Regions from separate parts of the Mus musculus genome. Here region 2 is linked to region 1. A link is a loop called in an ENCODE intact Hi-C map of the cell type or tissue named here. Cell type or tissue: heart. All regions are shown on one strand.

Region 1 (8,000 bases):
CACTCTGGAAATCAGTCTGGCAGTTCCTCAGAAAATTGGACATAGTACTACCAGAGGATCCTGCAATACCTCTCCTGGGCATATATCCAGAAGATGTTCCAACTGGTAAGAAGGACACATGCTCCACTATGTTTATAGCAGCCTTATTTATAATAGCCAGAAGCTGGAAAGAACCTAGATGTCCCTCAACAGAGGAATGGATACAAAAAATGTGGTACATTTACACAATGGAGTACTACTCAGCTATTAGAAGGAATGAATTTATGAAATTCCTAAGCAAATGGTTGGACCTGGAGGGCATCATCCTGAGTGAGGTAACACAATCACAAAAGAACTCAAATGATATATACTCACTGATAAGTGGATATTAGCCCAGAAACTTAGTATACCCGAGATATAAGATACAATTTGCAAAACACATGAAACTGAAGAAGAACAAAGACCAAAGTGTGCACACTTTGCCCCTTCTTAGAATTTGAAACAATCGCCCATGGAAAGAGTTAGAGAGACAAAGTTTGGAGCTGAGACAAAAGGATGGACCATCTAGAGACTGTCATATCCAGGGATCCATCCCATAATGAGCCTCCAAATGATGACACCATTGCATGAACTAGCAATTGTTTGCTGCAAGGACCCTGATATAGCTGTCTTTTGTGAGACTAGTCCGGGGCCTAGCAAACACATAGGTGGATGCTCACAGTCAGCTATTGGATGGATCACAGGGCCCCCAATGGAGGAGCTAGAGAAAGTACCCAAGGAGCTAAAGGGATCTGCAACCCTATAGGTGAACAACATTATGAACTAACCAGTATCTCTGAGCTCTTGACTCTAGCTGCATATGTATCAAAAGATGGCCTAGTCATCCATCACTGAAAAGAGAGGCCCATTGGACTTGCAAACTTTATATGCCCCAGTACAGGGGAACGCCAGGGACAAAAAGTGGGAATGGGTGGGTAGGGGAGTGGGGAAAGGGCATGGGGGACTTTTGGACTAGCTTTGGAAATGTAATTGAGGAAAATACATAATAAAAAATTTTTTTAAAAAAAAGAAAAGAAGTCACTGTTGCTGTGATAGTAAACAGTGCTGACCCCACCCACAAGACTCTTCTAGGACTATAACCACAATCAAACTTACTTTCATAAGTAATTATTAAATACCACTTCAATTATTTATTCTTTTTCTTATGCATATAAGTAGGGTTTCCTAGAGGCTACATGGTATGGTATGCAATGTTGAAATAGACATGAGAATCATATATGAAAATCTAGCAGATATCTATTAAGCTAAACATCAAAGAGGAAAATATAAAACAGTCCACTCTTCTTGGTTAGCTTATTTCAGTATGTCAGATACAATTTTTTAGCATTTATTATCAGTAGTCAGATCCAATATAAACATGTCTTTGGGTGTCTCAAATATTGTGAAGTATGCAGAATGACCCTTAGATTAACGACATTGAAATCTACTGACCTCGCAGAATGAAAATAAATTATCGAGCAGTACCTTTGTGTTAAGCTCTCATACCTTCCAAACATTTCTATGACCACATCTGATCCTCTTTCTTTCATCCTGTTTGAGTGAAGCCTTCTTCTACTTCCCCATGTCTGCCCAGCTGAAGACACTTTAGCCAAGTTCATATCACTCTTGCTTTTATGCAAACATGTCCAAATTTAGTTATAAATGGGGAGCACCACTTATCACACTCATGCTGGCCTCTTTCTCCCCACCCTGTTCAGACTACTTTCAATGGAAGTCATCTTGCATCGAGATATCAATACACAAACACACTTTAGATCCCTTCACCCTTTCCTGGTGATCGTCATGGAGCACCTGTCCTGAAGCTGCTTCCAAACTCTACATCTCTGCTTTAATTCATTTGCATGATACTGTGTTTGCCTGAAATGAGTATTTCTGTCAATGAACTTGGAGTCTTACCTGTGTCGAGGTTATCTGTAGAACAGAAGAAACATGTATTTACATGAGGGGCAGAAGAATCAAACATCCCAGTCTGTTCCCTCATCAGCAAAGTATAACCTCTATGTTAGGAAGAAAGCTGGATGCTCTGAGTGTAAAAGACAGTTCCTTTGTCTTTAGCTAGTGCCTAGGAAAGTAGAGAGCCATAAGTGGGGGAGGGGTGGTTCAGTGTGTTTGTGTGTGGTGGTTTGAATGAGAATGCCATCCATAGATCTATTTACTTGAATACTTAACCCCCAGACAATGGAACTATATGGGGAGGAATAACAGGTATGGTGTTGGGGAAGGTTTGTCACTGAGGATGGGTGTGGGATTGAGGCTTCAAACCCCACCCCTGTACCGTTTCCAGTTAGTGCTTTCTGCTTTGTGCTGTGGTTCGGAATGTAAGCTCTCAGCGACTGCCTGCCTGCTGCCATGCTCCCTGCCATGCTCCCTGCCATGCTCCCTGCCATGCTCCCTGCCATGCTCCCTGCCATGCTCCCTGCCATGCTCCCTGTCATGCTCCCTGTCATGCTCCCTGTCATGAGAGCTCCAATCCTTTGAAACTCAGAACCTCAATGAAAGTCTTTCTTCTGTAAGCTGCCTGGATACGGTGTCTTATCACAGCCTTAGAAAAGTAACTGCTATGCGGTGCCAACATGAGGACCTGAGATTGACCCCTCAGCACTAATATGACAGCCAGGCAACATGGTACACATCTATCACCCCAGTGCTTGGGGGGAAAGACAGGAGGCTCTTAGGGCTCTAGCCAAATCAGTGAGCCCCCACTTTCACAAGAGATCCCCATCTCAAAAATAAAGTGACGTCTCCACTCAGTCCAAGACTTTCTCGTTTATCCTAGTACCTACAGGTAAAGTGTCCTCAAGTCCTGAATATCTCAGCCTAATCGTCTTTACCCCACAGCTCCTTGTGCCCCACAGGTAAGTGGTCACTGGAACCTGAGTCCTGAGCCTACACTTCTTCAGTCCCCTTAACCATGAGATCTAACATGTAAGAAGTCCCCAAACCATCAGCTCCACATCCACACCTTGACTCATACAACTAGCCCTAGATGCACAAGTCCCAGTGCAAAAACAAGAACCACATAGACATCCAAGACATTAGCCTTCCTCAAAAATTACAAACCCCATAATAATGCACCCATAGACCCAGAGAAGCTAAGTAACAAGGAGGGCTCAAGGAGGGATGTGCAAATCTCATTTTGTAGGGAAAATAGAATAGACATCCCTGCTAGATGTGTGTGTGTGGGGGGGGTGGGGGCATAGTGTAGATGGGGGATAGGAACAAGAGGGATCAGGTGGAGGGTTGATGGAGGGAAAGAGTACTGGGAGAGGCAACTGAAGTCAGGAGTGGGGGGCATCTCTGAGAGGAGTTAGAAACCTATTGCAATGGAAATTCCTAGAAATCTACGAGGATGAAACCAAAAGACTCCTAGCAATGGAAGACCCAGAGCCAGAACTAGCCATCTCCTATAACAAGGCAAGACTTCCAAAGGAGGGATTGTGACACCAACCCACCCACAAAACCTTTGACCTACAATGTGTTCTACCTACAAGATGTGTTGGGATAAAAGGTTGCACAGAAATTGTGGGAATAACCAATGAATGACTGGTCCACCTTGAGACTCAAGCCACTAGAGGGAGCCCAGCCCTGACACTGCCTGGAGGGCCAGGAACAAGAAGCTGGATAACCCAGAGACCTAGGATAGAACCAAACACAAGTGGAAACAAACAAGCAAACAAACAAAACAAACAAAACAACAACAACAAAACCAAACCCTAAAGTCAATGAAATGAAATTATTACTAATGATATTTATTCTGCTATACTCATAGATTGGAGCCTAGTCCAATTGTTTTGTTTTGTTTCATTCTTTTTTTTAATTAGATATTTTCTTCATTTACATTTCAAATGCTATCCCAAAAGTCCCCTATACTCTCCCTCTGCCCTGCTCCCCTACCCACTCACTCCAACTTCTTGGCCCTGGCAGCCTACTAAGGCCATCTTCTGCTACATATGTAGCTAGAGACACGAGGTCTGGGCGTACTGATTAGTTCATATTGTTGTTCCACCTATAGGGTTGCAAACCCTTTCAGCTCTTAGGTACTTCCTCTAGCTCCTCCATTGGGGGCCCTGTGTTCCATTCTATAGATGACTGTGAGCATCCACTTCTGTATTTGCCAGGCTCTGGCAAAGCCTCACAGGAGACAACTCTATCAGGGTCCTGTCAGCAAAATCTTGCTGACATATGCAATGGTGTCTGTGTTTGGTGGCGTTATGGGATGCACCCCCGGGTGGGGCAGTCTCTGGATGGTCCATCCTTTCATCTTAGCTCCAAACTTTGCCTCTACAACTCCTTCCATGGATATTTTATTCCCTATTCTAGGGAGGAATGAAGTATCCATGCGTTGGTCTTCCTTCTTGATTTTCTTGTGTTTTGGAAGTTGTATCTTGGGTATTCTAGGTTTCTGGGCTAATATCCACTTATCAGTGAGTGCATATCAAGTGACTTCTTTTGTGATTGGGTTACCTCACTAAGGATGATATCCTCCAGATACATCCATGTACCCACGAATTTCATAAATTCATTGTTTTTAATAGCTGAGTAGTTCTCCATTGTGTAAATGTATCACATTTTCTGTATCCATTCCTCTGTTGAGGGACATCTTTCCAGCCTCTGGCTATTATAAATAAAACTGCTATGAACATAGTGGTGCATGTGTCCTTATTGCAAGTTGGAACATCTGAGTATATGCCCATGAGAGGTATTGCTGGATCTACCAGTAGTAATAAGTCCAGTTTTCTGAGGAACTGCCAGACTGATTTCCAGAGTGGTTTTTCCAACTTGCAATCCCACCAGCAATAGAGGAGTGTTCCTCTTTCTCCACATCCTCACCAGCATCTGCTGTCGCCTGAATTTTTGATCCTAGCCATTCTGACTGGTGTGAGGTGGAATCTCAGAGTTGTTTTGATTTGCATTTCCCTGATGATTAAGGATGTTGAACATTTTTTCAAGTGCTTCTCAGCCCTTCAGTATTCCTCAGTTGAGAATTCTTTGTTTAGCTCTGTACCCTATTTTAATGGGGTTATTTGAATTTTTGGAATTCAGCTTCTTGAGCTCTTTGTATATATTCCTAGTTCAATTTTTATGAGAGGCTTTATCCAGCAATTGATGGAAATAGATGCAAAGACCCACAGCCAAATGTTAGGTGGAGTTTTAGGAATCCCTCAGAACAGGGGGAAGGATTGTAGGAGTCAATGGTATTAAGGACACCAAAGAAAACCCACAGAATCAATTAACCTGGGCCCGTAAGGGCTCAATGAACCTGAAACACTAACCAGGGAGCATGCATGGGATTGACCTGGTCTCCCTCTACATATGTTACAGTTGTGTATGTAGGTTAGTCTTCTTGGGGGACCCCTATAAGTGGAACCAGTGGCTGTGTCTGATTCTGTTGCCAGCCAGCCTTTGGGACCTTTTCTTCCTACTGGGTTGCCTTGTGTAGGAAAGGAGGTGCCTAGTCTTACTGCAACTTGATATGGCTGGTTAATAACTGTGGGAGGCCTGTCCTTTCCTAAAGAGAAACTGAGGAAGAGTTGTGGATGGAAGGAAGGGACTGGGCAAAAGAAGGGAGGAGAAATTGCAGTTGAGCTGTTACAATAAGTAGATAGATAGAGAAATTAAGGAAGGAAGGAAGGAAGGAAGGAAGGAAGGAAGGAAGGAAGGAAGGGAACTGCCTTGAAGAACTTCCTAGAAGAAAGTGTGGTCAGGCTATAAAAATGAATGAATGAATGAATGAATGAATGAATGAATAGATAATAAAAGAAGAACCTTGAAGAACTTCCAAAGAATTCAAGATAATGACTATGACTCTAGGTTAACAACTCAAAAAAGACATGAATATATTACAACAGAACAAAAGCAAAGAGATGAATGGAACCAAGAAGTGGACACGTAATCTGTAATTGGAATCTAATAAAGTCTTAAATTACAGAAGAAAAGATAGACTGAAGTGATATTTGGAAAGTAAAAACTCAGTAAGTCAATTATAAACCTCAGTGGAAAGCCTCACCAATAGAATGGATCATATGGAATAGAAACATCAGAAAGAAAGGTAGGGGAATTGGTTCACTCAGCAAAGGTCAATGATAAATTTATAAATTACATGATCAGAAAGTGGGAAAACCTTGGGACAGCAGGAAAAAGACATAACCTTCAGAATATTTTAATAGAAGAAGACATACCAAGATATAGACATAGAAGACATGGAAGAGATATTTCCATTAAAAAAGAGATGCCATTTAAGCATGAAACACCTAGAGAGTGGTGAATAGGCAGGACTAGGAACAAAACTCCTCATGGCATATTATAATTAGAACATTAAAACATAGCAGAGAAAGCTGAAAAGAACAAAGTTCAAGTATTTATAAAGTCAGTCTTGTGAGATAATCACTCAATAATCAATAGAAAGTTTCAAAGCCCAAAGGGCTGGAGAGCTATCTTCCAGCTTCTCAAAGATAACAGCTAAAGTATGCATTAAAACTGATGGAGAAATATAAGCTTCTCTTGACAAAAACAGATACAAGAAATTTATGACCTCCCCAAGCCAGAACATATGGGAAAGAAGGATTCTATCTGAGTAGGTCACAGGGAATCATAGAACCAGTACATAACAGGAATTATGACTTATTGTTCAATAGCTTTGAGTATTGATTGTCTCATTTCTGACATAAGATAACACAGATTTGCAGATTGAATCTGAAAACATGATTTTGTTTTTACTGCCTCCAAGAAGTGCGCCTTGTCATCAGTGATAGATAAAAGGGTAAATAGGTGTAAACAGATTATTCCAAGCACACGAATCTGGGAAAACAGCAGGTGTAGCAATTCTTGTTTCTGACAAGATAGTTGTCTTAGTCAGGGTCTCTATTCCTGCACAAAACATCATGATCAAGAAGCAAGTTAGGGAGGAAAGAGTTTATTCAGCTCACACTTCTACATTGCTGTTCACCACCAAAGGAAGTCAGGACTGGAACTCAAGCAGGTCAGAAAGCAGGAGCTGATGCAGAAGCCATGGAGGGATGTTGCTTCTCCTGGCTTGCTCAACTTGCTTTCATATAGAACCCAAGACTACCAGCCTAGGAATGGTACCACCCACAATGGGCCCTCCCTCCTTGATCACTAATTGAGAAAATGCCCCACAGCTGGATCTCATGGAGACATTTCCTCAAGGGAGACTCCTTTCTCTGTGATAACTCCAGCTTGTGCCAAGTTGACACACAAAACCAGCAGTACAATAGTCTTCAAAGCAAAACTTGTCAAAAGAGATAGGGAGGGCCACTATGTATTCGTCAAAGGCAAAATACACTGAAAGAATATTACAATTCTATCATTTAAACATAACAGTATCCAATTTCATTAAAAATATACTACTAGATGTTAACAGATAGATTAATCACAACATGAAAAAGGGGTGATTTCTATACTCCGTTCTCACCACTAGGTAGATCATTTGAACAAAACCTAAACAGAGAAATACTGTAATAAAATGACATCATAAACCAAGTGTGTCAAACAGACATTTACACCAAATAATTTAAAGCATGTACATTCTTCTCAGTAGGCAATGTAACATTTTCCAAAACTGACCATATTTTAGAACACAAAGAAAAACTCAACAAATATTTGAAAATCGAAATACTAACCTTTATTCTTTGTGACTACATTAGAATAAATATCAACTAGATATCAACAGGGTTAAAAAGTTTAAAAGTACATAAAGCCAAGGAAACTAGTAACACACTGTCAAATGATAACTGGGTCACTGAAGAAATCAAGGTAGAAATTTGAAAATTTCTAGAATTGAATGAAAGTCCAGCAAGCCAAAACCAATGAAGGTAGTCCTATGAGGAAAAAATTTTAGTGCCAAATGCCTACATCAAGAAATTTGAGAGATCTTAAATGAATAATTTAATGATATATTTCTTTGGTTTGGGGGAACAAACTAAATTTCCAAAAATAGTGGA
Region 2 (8,000 bases), 180 kb after region 1:
ATTTTTTCACAGATGTTCTTTTCATTCATCATGCTGTGGTTTTGATTCTGTTGCTGTGCTAAGATACCCTGACGAAAGCCATGCAAGGGAGGGGTTCATTTTACCTTACAGTTCCCTGTTCCAGCCTGCTCGTCACTGCTGAGAAGCCAAGGGTACAAGAACTTGAAGCAGCTGGTCACATGACACTCACAATCAGGAGCAGAGAGACGTGAACTAACAGAGGTGGGCTTACTCCTGCTCAGGGTCCTTGCTGTACTTCAGTAGTCCAGGCAGGCAAGGCTGGTGCCTAGTTCTTCCAACCCCAGTTAATCTGATCAAGAAAATCCCTCACAGGCATGCCCAGCAACTCTGCTTTCGGTTGGCCCCAAACCCAGCCAAACTGACTCTCATAATCCATTGTTGCAACATTTGATCCTTCCAGTCCAGATAACTTTACACACCAAACTCAGTGTTTCAGCCCCAGGGACTTGATCCTGGCGTTTTAGTTGCAACTTGTACATCATCCTCTGGCCTCTTTAAATCTCTGAGATTCAAACAAAAGAAGATATTAAATGGTTGTGTGGAATTTGTTGTAATTTCTTTTAGAGAATAACACAAGTGGGTTACCTTTTAAACTACTGTACCCACTACAGCTAGCGAATTACTAACATATCCCAGACAAACAACTCCAACTGGAGCCCCTATATATGAGGCTGAAGCTCTCATTATATAAGTTGTATATCTGGACATTATGGGTTTAATTTTTAATAGCAACATTTCATTAAGTAAAAGACCTCATTTACCTTTCTCTTTTCTCTCCAGTTACTAAATGTAGTCACAAATGCTGTGGCTTTGTCCAAGGGTTTCTGGTTATAAGCATCCATTCAATGAGTAAGGAGGCCAGGGGTCATTATGGTGCCTGGCAATGGGTGGCTGAAGTGACATTTGGGGCAGAAACCTATCTAGTCGGCATACCAACTCTCACTTAACAACAGAGTTGTGGGATTGTTCCTGCCGTGGAGTTCACTGATTTCAAGTGAATCTCACTGGACTCCGCAGCTGTCTGATGTTTTCAAGATGCGTAAATCTTGGGACTGATCACATCTTATTTAAGATGAAAGGTCAGACTTGAGATCTCTACTCATCACATGCCTCCGCTAATGTTTAGTAAACTCCCAAAGCTGGAATTTCACCAAAGGCAGTACCCATTCTGTTCCTCCAACTCCAAACAAAGTATCTTTTTTTTTTCCTTTTACAAGTGTGGAGAGGAATTCTATCGTAATCCAGCCTTCATTAAGTGGGATTGTATGTGCCTTGGAACAAATTGAGTCTTCTGAATCATGAACATTGGAAATGGAAAGGAATTAGCCATTGCATAGTCCAAGTTTGCCACTTAATAGATGAGGGAAAAGATGTCAGAGAACATACAGGATCTGCCCAAGACCACACAGAGCTGAGGACAAGACTCCAGCTCCTAAGCACAGAGTTCTTTCCATCCACTAGATCCTAGCACCTGCCAAGACCATTGCTGATACTCTCAGGTGGCCACACAATGGTCCTAGGAGCTGACTGAGGAGCTGACGGAGCACGGATGTCCGCTTGCCTCACATGCACCCACAACATGAACCAGTTGTCCAGAACTAGAGACACCCAATTCAGAACCAATTCAGAACCTATACGATGTGCTTAGGATGTATACCAGCATTTGGCTCTACCCTAGGTTCCAACCGAGAGATTCTGAAAGGGAACTTGGGAGGAATAAAGCAAGAAGAGAAAAGGAGGAGAGGTGAGCAAAGCATGCACTGAGATGTGGACAAAGACAGGGCAGAGGCACTTATGAATCAAGCCTAACCCTTTTAGAAGTCATTTTCAATACCAACAGCTGTCAGAGTATTTCCACCATCTCCATGGATGTGTGCTTAAGTTCAAAACAGGATGAAGTTTTTAGAACACAATTATTTTCTTAACCGACACTTTCCTTTGAACCTCAACTCCTGATTACTAGCAAATCAGCTAGTAAGACAACCCCATCCTGTGCTGTAATCAACTGCCGGCTCACTCTGGGAATAGTTTTTAAAATGCACTTGGCATCCTGATCAACTCTGGAGTAACAGTGAGCCATACGTTATTACCTTTGAGAGCCCATTTAAATGTGGAAACATAATCTATACTGGATGCCAACTGTATATAACAGCATTTTCCTGCCTGTAGCTATTTGCCAATAATCAATTGTATATATTTTTATATGCACAGTAGTTTGTTTTGTTTTGTTTTGTTTTTTAATGCTTTGCCTTCTATTCTGATGAAAAGCTTGACAATTCCCAGGTAGCCAGCCTTGAGAAAGCCTTCATCATAGCAATGGCAAATGAGACGCCATGTCAGTTACATTGTGATATTTCTAGATCTAGAGCCCGGCTTCTTGTACATTTTGAATGAAATGTGTGTATTTTTTCAGATTTCTGGCTGCTGCCATGACAGAAACCCAAAGCAAAGGAAATTAAAGATAGATAACTGAAGTCCTATAGGTACATCTGGCCACAAGGACCCCAAAGAAAGAAGTGTTTTCAATAAATATTTCTTTTATCATTTTGATTTCTTGGCTCTGACTTATATTGTATTAATAATTAATTAAAAGTTTTAATTAATCAATTTTTAAAGACCCTGGGTAAAGCAAAACGACATATGTCCATGTCATTTTGCAGACTTATTGAGGGGGAAGGGGGTATAAGAGAACCCAAAACACGAATGCGTGAGAGGGGAGAGGAATAAAGGACATGGAAACTGACTTTCAGGCCAGTCTCCCACAGTGGCAGTGAGGAAGCACTGCAGGCTTCCCCCAGGAGATTCTGCTCAGGAGGACGTCCACTAGGTATGGCCACAGAGTGGAAAACATCTATACAGACAATAGTAACTAGACACAAGTAACAGGGTCTGTGGCTGGACATCACACCCTCATCTTCCACAGGAACCCAGACCTCAGCTGTCAGCTGAGCACACACCAGCCCATCCTGCAGCTACAAGTAGCGCCGTGCCCCCGTCTTAGCTAGCAAGGAGAGCATGAGAGTACTTTAATGTGTTGGGGAAAGCTTTGCTTACCTTTTTTCCTTTATCGTTTCTTTATCCTTGCTAACAAGAACAGGGACATGCTGACTCTTCTTCTGGTTGGAGCTAGGGCAGATGTGAGAGAACCTGAGGAACTTGAAATAAGAAAGCTTCAAGACTTGCCCAAGTCATCGAAGACTCAGGAGCAAAAGATGATCTTTGCTATACTGCGTCATCCTTCTCCTAGAAAGAAACCGCTACCTTGCTTGAGTTGTTTAATATTCAGGACCCCCGGTACTTACAATTGAAACAAGTCTTAACTGAATCTAAAACAGAAGTGAGATCTCAGCATGCGAGGATCCACGAGTGGAACTTAGCAGACATCGAGGCTTGAGCCTTCCGAGACCTAGGTCCTGTGACATGTGCAAGTCACATTATTCCCTTGGCCCCATGCACCCTCTCTTCAGATGCTTTAGTTAGCTGAAGGGGAAGAGAGTCAGGCACACATGGAGCACTCCTGCACACAAAGTCCAACATCTGGTGCCAGAAACTTCTGGATTTGGGAGAATTTTAGACTTTAATTAAACAAACAAAAAAAATTTTTGAGATAGCAAATTTAACCAGTAAACCCTGTTCAAACATCCCAGTATTCCGCCCCCCCCCCAAAAAAAAATCCTGAATAACTTCTGATCTCAAGAATTTTGGAAAAGGGACCTCCATATTGTGCAGAAAATCTCTTTCCTAAGGTCATTACTGCTGGGAAGTGATAGAACATAGGATCTGAGCCTATGTAGACATACCTCCCAAGTCTTTCATGTCTACCACACAGGGCCTCAGTGTATATGAACAAAACATGAAAATATCACAGCAAAGTCCCATCTTACCCATGGCTGAGACACGAATGCTGGCCAAGTAGCAACCTTACCAATCCACTGAAAACCTAGTTTACCATTTTAAATCAATGAACTCTCAACTTAAAGAAGTTTCCTTAAGAAGCCTGCAGGATGCTGGTCCTCTACAGAGGACTGGCTCGTTGTAAGACAGTTTGCATTTACCCTGGAAGAAAAGCAAGCACTGTGACCTCTGAAACCAACCCAAGTGGTGATTGAAGCTCAGAGCTGAAAGCCCCTGGACCTAGACACAGAGCACACGGCGCCACCACCAGGCTGAGAGCTTTTGCATGCCAGACTTGCTTCTTATAAGACTCAGCTCTGGTCCCAAAGTCCATGAGCCCTTCACAAAACTCCAAATTCAATGCCAGAACTTGGTCAACCACTATTATTGAGCTGACAGATTCCTGGCTCTTCTGCATTCTTTCGATCTTTTTTTTTTTCTCTCAAGTGCATAAGTAGGTCTAGTTCAGTTTATTGCAAGAACAAATGCTCTTCTGCAAAACTAATTCTTTTGAATGGCTGAAATGAAAAGTAATATGCCACTCCACCCTTCAGAGGCCACTCGGACTTAAACACATGAAAACGCTAGTGTTTCTCAACCCAAGGCTTAAGTTGGGATGAGGAATATAAAGAACCTTTTCTAACCATTGTGACAGGGGAAGAATGCATAGGTCTCTCAAGAGGAGACTGTGAGAGTCCATGCTGAACTGATTTACGAATCTTCCACCAGGAATAAACCTCCACAAACACTACCCTTACCGAGTGACTATTTGGTATTTTACGTATTCTGTGCATATTTGGACATATTTTTAAATTGAGATTTTTTAAATTATATTTTAGGAGAAAATACATTCCTTTCCATCGTTAACTTCTGGGCAGCTGCATTAAAAAGTGCCCCTTCTTCACAGAAGAGTACCCACAACTGTGGGACAGTACATGGACCTTGGCCACGAGCAAGGCTAGGGACAGAGGATCCTGTCAGCCAGTGAGTGACTAGTACTCAATCTAGCATTGGCTTCGAGTGTTTGCAACAATTTGGAGAAACTTCCTTAAGGCGTCAGCTCATTGGCACTTTTAGAAGGCACTGTAAGCAGACCCTGTACAGCACACGAACACATGCTGCATGTGTGTTCAGTGGGAAAGAGGGCAGGCATGTGGTGGTGACCAATGACCTGGAGAGAAGAAACAAGGCCTAGTGTTTGGAATGTATTTTGTGAGATCTGACACCATTGGTATACTGTGGCTTTCTAGCGTCTTTGTGTTGACTTTATTTTCTAGGATGTTAGTCCATTTAGGACACAGACACAGATACACACACACACACACACACTCAAAGAAGGAGGAGGACGAGGGGGGTGAGCAGGAGGGAGAGAGAGAGAGAGAGAGAGAGAGAGAGAGAGAGGGAGAGAGAGAGAGAGAGAGAGAGCATCTATCCACAAGTGAAGGTCACTCTCTTGGGGGTCTGAAGCAGCCTGCTGTTTATCTGCATTTATTTCCTATGGTTGTGAAATCCAGCCACAGACTAAGGGCTTGAAACCAACAGATATGTCTCCTCTGGCAAAGCTGGAGGCCAGACACTGAAATCAAAGCATCAGCATGCCCGACTCCTTCTGGAGACTCTCAAGGGGATTCGCTTCAAGACACTGCCCTCAGTCTTGGGTTTCTTGGCTCGTGAATGCAGTCCTCCAGTCTATTCCTTCTACACATGGCCTTCCCCGCTGAGGCGCTGTGTTGTCTTCTTTTCCATTCTCAGAAAGACAGCACTCCATAGATTCAGGGCCATCCTGATCTAAGATGATTTAGAATGTTGAGTGCCCTGCTCTATCTCTCTTTTCTACCCATGAGACAGGGTCTCTCACTAAACTTGGAGCCTTGCTGGTAGGCAGCAAGTCCCAGCAATCCTCCTGTCTCCCTCCAGCCTCAACGGCACCTGAGATTAAAAGCATGCACAGGGCCACACCTAACTTCTCGAGTTCTGAAGATTTGAACTCAGATTCTTAGGCTTGCAGAACAACCTCGCTTACATCATCTTTCCAGGCCCTCAAGGCCTTTCTTCCCTAATAAGTTTGTGTTGACAATTCAAGGTGCACAGGGTTTCAAGGACCAGTTTCAACTCACTGTTGTCAGAGCCACCTGAAGTTCATCATCTTGACCTCAGTTCCAAACTCTCTCATTTTTGCCCTTTTTTCTTATCTTCTCTATCTTCCTCTTCTGTAGCAGACACCTCACTGTGACCTTGCATCAGGACCACATCTAAGCCATTACAACATTGGGTAAACCAGGGCAGGGTGTACATCAATGAAAACTAACACGGCTGGAATCTTGTTCACTTCTCTGCATCCCATTTAAGTAGATACAACATAAAAGCATGCTGGACATTCTTCGACATAAAGTTCTCCCAAAGTCATAAAACAATAAAAAAAAAACTCCCCTAAATTACAAAGAAAGCACAAATGCAGTGTGAATTCACTCCAAAGGGCTTTTATTGTGCATCTTTTCTGTGGCACATTCTTTTAAAAACGCCTGGAGTACAATGAAGAACCAAACAGACAAAGTAGCCGGCTTTGTGGTTTACATTTATACATCTAAGCGTTAATTGTAGTGGAAAGGACCACACAACATTGATATGAACAAACCAAACACTATTCACAGAGTGAGTCCTCAGCACTAACTGTTCCTAGGCAATACTGAAGGGCGAGGGTTGGAGAGATTCCCTGACAGGCAGACAGATCTGGAGAGGAGCCATGACTAGATAATAAAGATTATGGGTTTCTAAGATGGCTGGCTTCTTCATCTTCCTGACTTAAGACAAAGGCCTGCTGGAGTTCAAGGCCAGACCTTGAACTTGCTTATTGTGTATCAGTTGGCCTTTCTGCCTTTGTCAAATTGACGAAGCCTAAGCTGGGAGAAAACAACCCCTCAAAGACTCAACCCCCTCAAAGACTCGATCCTCTCAAAGACTCTTAAAGCCCTGGTCCTTGAGGAAAGATTGGGTCTTGGCTTCCAGATCCCTTCATTGTGTTTGCAGAGAGTCTTTTACTCTGTGTGCCTCTCTCTTTCTCTGTCTCTCTCTCTCTCTCTCTCTCTCTCACTCTGCCTCTCTCTCTCTCTCTCTGCCTCTCTCTCTCTCTCTCTCTCTCTCTCTCTCTCTCTCTCTCTCTCTCTGGTTTCCTCTTTCCTCACCAATAGTAAAAAGCTTTCTTCTTGGGTGATTCTGACTACTTTGTCTCAGATTTCCCCCACCGCGACCTTCTGTACTAGAGACTTTTCTTGACTCTTAGGTCTTTAACTGGCTGGAAAAGAAAAAGAAAGAAAAAAAAAAACCTATGAAGACTCCAAAATGGCAATAGCAATACTTGAGCTCAGCACACCTGTGTCTCTGTTCACAGTATCAGCTGTATCGGCAAGTTTTTATTCTGTTCTAGCAACTACAAGCATTTCCCTATCACCATAAGCTCCGAATCACTTACCACTTGCCTCACTTACAACTCAAACTCAACAGTTTTGCTTCTCAATGAATCTTACCAAGTAACCAATTGAGTGGTCTGTGATATCATTCGATTTTCTTGCCTATCAAACAAGCATGTCAGCATTGTTCTATGAAATCTCCTTTTGAGAATAAACTTCACTACAAATGTCTTTGAAACTGGCTAAAATAATTTGGCATGCACACTCTGAGTGAATGTTTGTTTGTTTGTTTGTTTGTTTGCTTGCTTGCTTGCTTTTTCTGTGTCCCAGCATATGCTAGTCTAAGATTCTGCATATTACTGTATCCTTAACTCCTAAAGTGTTCTAGGAGAAAGATGTCTTGTGTTACCCCAGCATTTCATAAATGGGCCCCTTGTTTGTTCTTTCCAGTATGTATTAAGATGTGATCTATAGAAAATATATTTTTCATATTTCAATTGTCATTTTAATACATACTCTTAGCTGTTGATGGCAAATCCCAAACACCTCAGAATCAACACAAACCAACTTCTCTATGAGGAGAGTGAAAGAAACGGGAGGGAGGACTTGAGATCCAAACCTATCATTATTACTCAGAAGATGTCATTTTAGAATTATTTTACAATCATGTGGGACAAT

Evidence for each region. A loop is a pair of places that touch in the nucleus more often than their neighbours do. Peaks named below come from ENCODE experiments on the same cell type or tissue, not always from the same donor. Only the 100,000 strongest peaks of a DNase experiment are listed, where the experiment ranks them.
Region 2: it touches region 1 in a loop (8-fold over the local background); 4 of 42 quality-filtered maps call a loop at or near these places.

What each region holds. Positions count from the first base shown.
Region 1 is chr3:83,413,135-83,421,134 of GRCm38, forward strand. No RefSeq gene overlaps it. Among named protein-coding and RNA genes, the nearest start is that of 1700028M03Rik, 160 kb to the right of the region's middle. In heart, a CTCF peak has its summit at 3,613 (motif pointing right); no DNase peak of the experiment used is centred here.
Region 2 is chr3:83,597,494-83,605,493 of GRCm38, forward strand. It overlaps Gm40076 (a long non-coding RNA gene), which reads right to left and starts at 3,594. Exons shown (of 3, transcript XR_867381.1): 1 at 3,076-3,594; 2 at 105-523. In heart, a CTCF peak has its summit at 4,182; no DNase peak of the experiment used is centred here.